Linked DNA regions of Homo sapiens: region 2 is linked to region 1. A link is an interaction called in ENCODE POLR2A ChIA-PET data of the cell type or tissue named here. Cell type or tissue: PC-9. All regions are shown on one strand. Region 1 overlaps LOC112268413 (a long non-coding RNA gene). Region 2 overlaps THADA (THADA armadillo repeat containing).

The links. ChIA-PET counts read pairs that join two places held together with the same protein. Peaks named below come from ENCODE experiments on the same cell type or tissue, not always from the same donor. Only the 100,000 strongest peaks of a DNase experiment are listed, where the experiment ranks them.
Region 2: POLR2A ChIA-PET joins it to region 1 with 5 read pairs; 2 of 35 experiments call an interaction of 5 or more read pairs at or near these places.

What each region holds. Positions count from the first base shown.
Region 1 is chr2:42,953,208-42,957,207 of GRCh38, reverse strand. The region is part of intron 2 of LOC112268413 (a long non-coding RNA gene); the gene reads right to left. Among named protein-coding and RNA genes, the nearest start is that of LINC01819, 84 kb to the left of the region's middle. In PC-9, no CTCF peak of the experiment used is centred here; no DNase peak of the experiment used is centred here; H3K27ac peaks cover 697 bases.
Region 2 is chr2:43,441,299-43,445,298 of GRCh38, reverse strand. All of the region lies in intron 26 of THADA (THADA armadillo repeat containing), which reads left to right. Among named protein-coding and RNA genes, the nearest start is that of THADA, 150 kb to the left of the region's middle. In PC-9, no CTCF peak of the experiment used is centred here; a DNase peak (open chromatin) is centred at 1,788; H3K27ac peaks cover 1,052 bases.

The sequences.
Region 1 (4,000 bases):
TGAGGGTTGGAAAAAAAATCAAGAGGCTGGTGCTGGGCGCAGCGGCTCACACCTATAATCCCAGCACTCTGGGAGGCTGAGGCGGACGAATCACCTGAGGTCAGGAGTTTGAGACCAGCCTGGCCAACATAGTGAAACCCCGTCCCTACTAAAAATACAAAAATTAACCAGGCATGGTGGTGTGCACCTGTAGTCCCAGCTACTCAGGAGCCGGAGGCAGGGAGAATTGCCTGAATCCAGGAGGCGGAGGTTGCAATGAGCCAAGATCGCACCACTGCACTCCAGCCTGGGCGACAGAGCAAGACTCCATCTCAAAAAAAAGAAAAAAAAATCAAGAGGCTGGCCTTTCCAGAACCTCGTGGCAGCAAGAATGACAGCGCTGTTTCTGGAATCTGATGGCATGTGACCCGGACTATGCAAATTCTCCAGCCCTCAGTTTTCTCATCTGTAAAGGGGGATGGTTCTAGCACACTCTGCATTTAGGTTTGTGTGATGATTAAATAAGGTAATCCACGTAGATCTCTTAGCACAATGCCCGACCGTCACACACAATGCCTGACCGCCACGCTCAATGCAGGTGGTCAGTGCTCATAAAACAAATGAAGGCACCCTCTAGGAGCTGATGGGGAGAGATTCTGTGGGGAAAAGCACAGCACAGCAGCGTGTATAGCATGCTGCCATCTGGGTGGGAAGCAGAGAGATCAGACCACATGGTCATTTTTGCTCGGATTTTACATAAGGACATTCTGGGGAGATGCAGAAGAAACCAGTAAACAAAGTTACCTCGTGGGAGGTGGGGAAGTGGAAGGGGCGGGGCTGGGAGCAGGACTCTGAACTGTTCCCCCCCCCTTTTTTTTTTTTTTTGAGACAGAGTCTCGCTCTGTCGGCCACACTGGAGTGCAGTGGCGTGGTCTCGGCTCACTGCAACGTCCGCCTCTCGGGTTCACGCCATTCTCCTGCCTCAGCCTCCCAAGTAGCTGGGACTACAGGTGCCCGCCACCATGCCCAGCTAATTTTTTGTACACTTCTTTAACAATTCATCATGTGAGGGTTTTGGATTTACCTATCCCAAAAATGTTTACATTAACATAAAAGGTGTGCTTTCAGCATTATTATTCCTTCTGGGTGTCGGTTTCTTTCCTAATGAGGAAGGTGGTCTATGCGCCACTGCCTAACTAGACTTTTGTGGAATTCAGAAAGAAAGTGAATATGCAAGTGCCCAGAAGAGGAGGATGAGGCTGAAGATGAGCAGGATGAGGCTCGGATGAGGAGGACGAGGCTGAAGATAAGGAGGATGAAGATGAGGATGCAGATGTAGACAAAGATGAAGGAGGGCAGGGGAAGTGGGTAGGGCAGCTCTCCCGGCCGCTCTCATTCAAAGGGCCATGGTGGGACTCACTGAGCCACTGTCCCAGGAGCTGAGCCTCAGTAGAGTTAGATAAGCCATCTAAGCAGTTTGCTCTGGCCTGGGCCTCTGGCCACTTTCCTCAAACACCCAAGGCCCAAAGAAGGCCCCTCAGCCAGCCAAGCATGCTAGGAGAGTTATCTGCACGTGAGTGGGGTCAGGGGTAGGGCTCCTGGGGACCTGCCTGTGACCCTTGACACCTGGCTGGAGCTCTTGGGGGCAGGAAGGGGTGCCAGGAATATGAAGTTGTGGGATGGATGACGGATTGAGAAGGAAAAGGAGAGATTTGGCCGGGCATGATGGCTCATGCCTGTAATCCCAGCACTTTGGGAGGCTGAGGCGGGCGGATCACAAGGTCAGGAGTTCGAGACCAGCCTGACCAATATGGTGAAACCCTGTCTCTACTAAAAATACAAAAATTAGCCGGGCGTGGTGGCGGGCGCCTGCAGTCCCAGCTACTCAGGAGGCTGAGATGGGAGAATTGCTTGAACACGGGAGGTGGAGGTTGCAGTGAGCTGAGATCACACCACTGCACTCCAGCCTGGGCGACAGAGCGAGACTCCATCTCAAAAAGAAAAAAGGAGAAATTTGGCTCAGCTGAAGACAGGGAGTGGCTGGACCACACCAAGGTGAGGCAGGTACAGCCTAGTCCTGGGCTCAGGGACAGGTAATGGGAGAGTTATCTCATTTATTCCCATCAGCAACTCTGCAGCATAGATTCTATTATCATTCAGACGAGGAAGCGGAGGCTTAGAGCGTCTTGGGTCATGGTATGGCCAGCTAGCAGGTAGCCAAGATTCAGATTCAGGCACTGTGTTTCCCTCAAACCACTACCCCATCCCACCTCCTCACCCCAGATCCGGACTGGCCACTTTCTGGTGGACTCAGTTTATAGCAGCAGGATAGAAACAACCATAGCTTAGCTCAGAAATCCTGGCGGTGGCAACAGCATATGTGATGAAGAGTTCCTCCTCCAGAGGGTGTCCACGCTAATGAGACGCCCAGAGGCCAAGGGCAAACGCTGGGAGGGGCCGGGCTTGGGGATCCCCCAGGACTCCGTGCCCCTGAAACTTCAGGGGCACAAGGCTGGAAGAATGAAAGCACTTTTCATGGAATTCCAACAGGAAACCCACGAGAACATTCCTGCTTGAAGGATTCCAACAGGAAAACCACGAGAACATTCCTGCTCGTGGGATTCCAACAGGAAAACCAAAAGAACATTTCTGCTCATGGGTTCCAGCTGGGAGCTGGAGTCCCTATTCCCTGCTAAGGAGGCTGCTCAGTAGGTAGAGGGGTCACAGAAGAGAGCTTGCCTCACTCTCATGAGCTGTCCCCAGCCCCCTAGATGAATTCAAAGATCCCTTTGACCTCTGACCCCTCAGTGGAGCGCCAGCTCCCAGGGTGGGGCAGGTCATTTGGGAGCTGGCCTGCCCAGCTCCCAGTCTTGCTGCTTTTGCTTAAAGTGACTGGCCTGGCCTGGCGCAGTGGCGCATGCCTGCAGTCCCAGCACTTTGGGAGGCCAAGGTGGGAGGATCATTTGAGCTCAGGAGCTCCAGACCAGCCTGGGCAACATAGTGAGACCTCATCTGTACCAAAAAAGGGAGGGGGGCACACGTGGCGGCTCACACCTATAGTCTCAGCACTTTGGAAGGCTGAGGTGGGAGGATTGCTTGAGCCCAGGAGTTTGAGGCCAGCCGGGCAATATGGTGAAACCCCCTCTCCACAAAAAATACAAAAATTAGCCAGTCCTGATGGCACACACCTGTAGTTCCAGCTTCTTAAGAACCTGAGGTGGGAGAACTGCTTGAGGCTGGGAGGTTGAGGCTGCAGTGAGCCAAGATCACGCCACTGCACTCCAGCCCTGTCTCAAATAAAAATAAAAAACCAAAGTGGCTGTCCTGCCATCTGGCTTCCCAGACAGCACACAGCCCCTTCAAATGTTTGTCTTTTTTTTTTTTTTTTTTGAAATGGAGTCTTGCTCTGTTGCCCAGGCTGGAGTGCAGTGGCATGATCTTGGACAGCTCACTGCAACCTCCTCCTCCTAGGTTCAAGCAATTCTCCTGCCTCAGCCTCCCGAGTAGCTGGGATTACAGAAGCATGCCACCACACCTGGCTAATTTTTTATATTTGCTAGAGACGGGGTTTCACCATGTTGGCCAGGCTGGTCTCGAACTCCTCACCTCAAGTGGTTTGCCTGCCTCGGCCTCCCAAAGTGCTGGGATTACTGTGGTGAGCCACCACGCCTGGCCCAAATGTTTGTCTTTTAATGACTGCCCTTCTCTGCCCCTCCAAGGGGCATAACATCATAATCAGATAGGGTGAGGAGTTGTGAGCAGGTGAAAAGCCTCTCTTAAATTTAATTGCCTCTTGAGACTAATCAGTCAACCACCGAGTGTGCCTGGAGAAACAGGACACACCCCTCACCCTGCCCAGCCTCTGTGGCGCCTAGCAGCAGGGCCTGCCTGAAACTCCGTGTGGGGAGGGGCCCTGAGGAACGGGACAGGGTCCTGGCCTTGAGAAACTTCCACTCAAGTAGAGGGGCTCGGAGGCACTCCCACAGGAAGTGCTTTTAGCATGCTAAAAGAGAAACGACCA
Region 2 (4,000 bases), 490 kb before region 1:
CTTTTTATTAGTTGTTTCTATTTTATTAGTTTGCATTTGATCATATCCTTTGAAACGCATGTGCATGCTTTGTCTTCTTTGTACGTTTGTTTCCTTTGCGGGGGATGGGGGGATTATTTTTCTTAAGATGAGGTTGCTGTTTTTATCAGCAATCACTGTGGTGAGGAGACACAGGCCGTTAGATGATTTCTCTCTTGTGGGGTGGTTTTATAGGCCAGAATCTAGGGAATAGCTCCGTTTTAATAGTTTATTGGCTTCCCGATTGAAATACTAACTGAAAACCCCCAGGCTTTGGCCTTCAGCATTTGTTTTCATCCAGTGACCAGATTTATGGTGTTTGCTCCATGGCCTGTGAATAAGTCCTGTTTTTAAAAACTGGACACAACCCACACCTTTACTACTGTTTCCTATGCAGTTCCTTACTCCTACATGGTGGCTTTGCTTGCCTTTGCTAGCTTTTCTTTTTATACCTCTGTACATTACTCTGTTGATCCCTATTCCTGAGATGATCGAGAATGATATGGGATGTGTGTATAAGAAATGGGTGTGTGTGGATACCTCCCCCCCCACCTTTTTTTCAACACGTTTCACCAGATGCCTTTTTCACTGCACAATAGTTTTCACTGGTATACTTTTTGTTCAGAAGCATGTGCTTCTGGCATTGCAACTTTTCATATGTGTGGCAGATCTTGAAGACAGGGTTTCTATGAGAAATTGGAGCTTGGTTTAAATTTTTTCTAGGCTGTTAGATGGCAGATTGGATTAAAAGCCTACCAAAATGGCCAAAGCTCAGATGCTCTAAAAACTCAAGAACTAGACCCTTGGCATTACCAAGATTAGATGTGGAATATGCAGACAAATTGAAATAGCTGGAGTAGCAGCGTTCCACCTATGGCTTAACCCAGATGGGAGTAAGTTGTTCTTGGTGTCAAGGTTAGTGCTCCGGAGGAATGTATGGCCAGACAAATGTTCACACACAGGAGAGGCACAGAGAGTGTAAAACACAGAGACTACTATGTTAAAATGGCTTCAGATTGATATGGAACCATTCTTGATATGCTAGTAAGTGCAGTAAGCTGATTATAGGACACTATATGAGGAGGGAGGTGTAGATGGACCTACATCAAAACATAAAACTGGTGGCTAAATTTAGTTGGTAAGTTCGTGGTGATTTTTAGATTTCTCTTTGTGGCATTCTTTATTTTTTCCTCAATAACCATATAGTGCTAGAATAATATTTCTAAAGCTTTTAAAATAAAACGAAATGGTGCCTGGCAGGTGTTTTCTTTGATTCAGTAAACCTCTGTTGCTGACCTGTTTTGTCCAGGCCCTGGCTGTGGGCTCTGTGGAGTCTAGCAATGAACGGATCATGCCAAGGGTTGCCTTGTTGGTAGAGGTTACCGCCACTCTTGCTCTCTGCACCTTATGCTTTGTGCTAGGCAAGTAGAGATCTGCAAGTAGCTTCTGTGTTTCCCCAAGGGCCTCTCATCAGTTGTGCCTGCATATCCTTACCTGGTGGGAGAGGGAATAACTCACCTTTTGCATAGTCTGACAGTTCTGAATTTAAAGCTGCTTCATTCTCACTCTTTATCCTGATTTGTTTGTTTTCACCTGTCTGTTTTATCCCATTCACAATTTTTAGTGGTCTCCTTTTTTCTTCCTAGGAGCTTGAACTTACAGAGCTTCAGTTTTTCCTTTTTGGCTATCACTTTTATTGTTTTCCAGGCTGGTTTTTGATCACATAGATAAACGTTTGAAATGCCTGTCACTGGAGAATTTACCCCCAGGGCTCGCTATATCTGCAGTGGTAACTTATTAGCCTGTTTGCTTGTTTCGGTGAACTAGAATTGAACTGTTTGTAAACCAGTGAGACAAGCGTTATTTATTTGTGTTTAAGAACATTTCAAGCTCTGGCAGGGTACTCATTTTATTAACTCAAATGATGATTCTGAATGCCACTACATTTATACCTGATGATGCATTTTGTGTAATTATTAATGTGTTACTATCTTGGTCATAATTCCTTTTCTCCTTGCCTGTCTTAAGGACTCTGTCCTTGTGTTTCGCTTCACTCACTCGGCAACTGTTTAGTAGGCACCAGCTGTAAACTGGGCATTATACTCAGTATCTTAAATATTGTGGAGAAAATGAAGTCAGCTATGGTTTCTTCTTGTGCAGAGTGTATAATCTAGTGGGCAAAATAAGCAAGAAAACAGGAAGTTTCATGTATGACATGCTGCCTGTGTTAGGGAAAGCAAAGGGTGTAGTGTACAACCGAGGACAGGTACCTAAGCTAGACTTGAGATATCAGGGAATGTGTCCTGGAAGAAGTCTGCCTAAGCCCAAAGTTGAAAGATTATTTGGAGTTAGTCTGACAGGAGGGGTGCGGTGGGCAGCAGAGGCGGAGAGTGGAGGTGTTCCTGGCAGAAAGTACAATATTTGCCACAATCTAGAGGGTAGAGAGAGCATAGAATGTTGATGGAACTAGAAGACATGGTCCTTAACCTACAGAAATCTGTGCTCTAGTTGAGGTGATAAGGGACACATTTAGTGAAGGTCCATGGGGTCACCATGTTTCTACTCTCTAGCCTAGTCCATCTGCTCTTGTAACATATCTCTCCTGTTCAGAAACTGTCAAAGCCCATAAGACAGCAAAGCTGCTTAGCTTGGCATTCAAGTTTCTAAAAAAAATTAATGCCAGAAAAAAAATTTTTGTACCTTCTTTCGTCATGAAGTCCTCTTGTCATCCAGTCAGCTTAAGTACTTTTCCCTTGCATGCTGTCTTCTCTCCTTTTTAATCCAGTCTTACTAATTTTTCAAGGCTCATTTTGGTTTCCATTTTCTTTTTTCTGTCTTTGCAACTCCGAGTCTCCCTCTGTCGCTCACCCAGGCTGGAGTGCAGTGGTGTGATCTTGGCTCACTGCAACCTCCGCCTCCTGGGTTCAAGCGATTCTCTTGCCTCAGCTTCTGGAGTAGCTGGGATTACAGGCACGCACCACCACGCCCAGCTAAATTTTATATTTTTAGTAGAGACAGGGTTTCACCATGTTGGCCAGAGTGGTCTCAAACTCCTGACGTCAAGGGATCCGCCCACCTCGGCCTCCCAAAGTGCTGGGATTACAGGTTTGAGCTACTGCAGCCGGACTTGGTTTCCAATTTCCCCACAAAACTATCCATAATGATGTCCCCGACCCAAATGATATATTTTCCAACTCCAAACTCTTATTGTAAATATCATTCACTTGACTATTAAAATGGTTTGCCTTATGCTATTAGTTATATTGTATGTGAATACCTGTCTTCTTAACCAGGTTTTAAGCTCCAAGAGCACTGACTCTCTTTTACTCTTAGTATCTCCCATAGGATTGCGCCCAACATGAAGCATGTAGGTACTTTAAAAAAATATTTGCTACTTTTGTGAAAAAAATACGATCACATTACAGTTTTGATTAAGTAGCAAGTGAGAGAGAAGACTCACCTATTCTAGGATTCAGAGCAGGGAGATTCAAATATGACCTAAAATGGTCCTATGATCTTGGCCTTTTAAAGTAAGGCTAGATTACAGACCTTACATGGGCAGTCCAAAACCTATGAAATTCTTTTATATGGAGACACTATTATAAATGGTGATTCTTCTCTCAGTACAACCATGAAAACTAATATGGTCATGGTTAGTTGAAGGCTGGTGTTGATATCAGCCTAATTTCTGGATTCAAGATGCTGTAGAGTCTACAGTAGACCTTTTAGTGTAGTTGAGAATCAGAAGTGAGTGAAGTTTGGATAAGCCCCTTAAATAATTCTGGTTCTCCTACCCTCTACCTATTGAGAGTCTGTTTTATAATACACAAGAATTGTTAATGTTGCATATCCTTCAGACATACTATGTAAATATTTAACCAAGTCTTTACTAGCTTTTGGCTAATGCAGAGTTGAGATGATGCTCCCTGGCGAGTACATGGAGCTCAGCTCTTTTGTGTTTGTAGTAAATTAGAACTCTGGC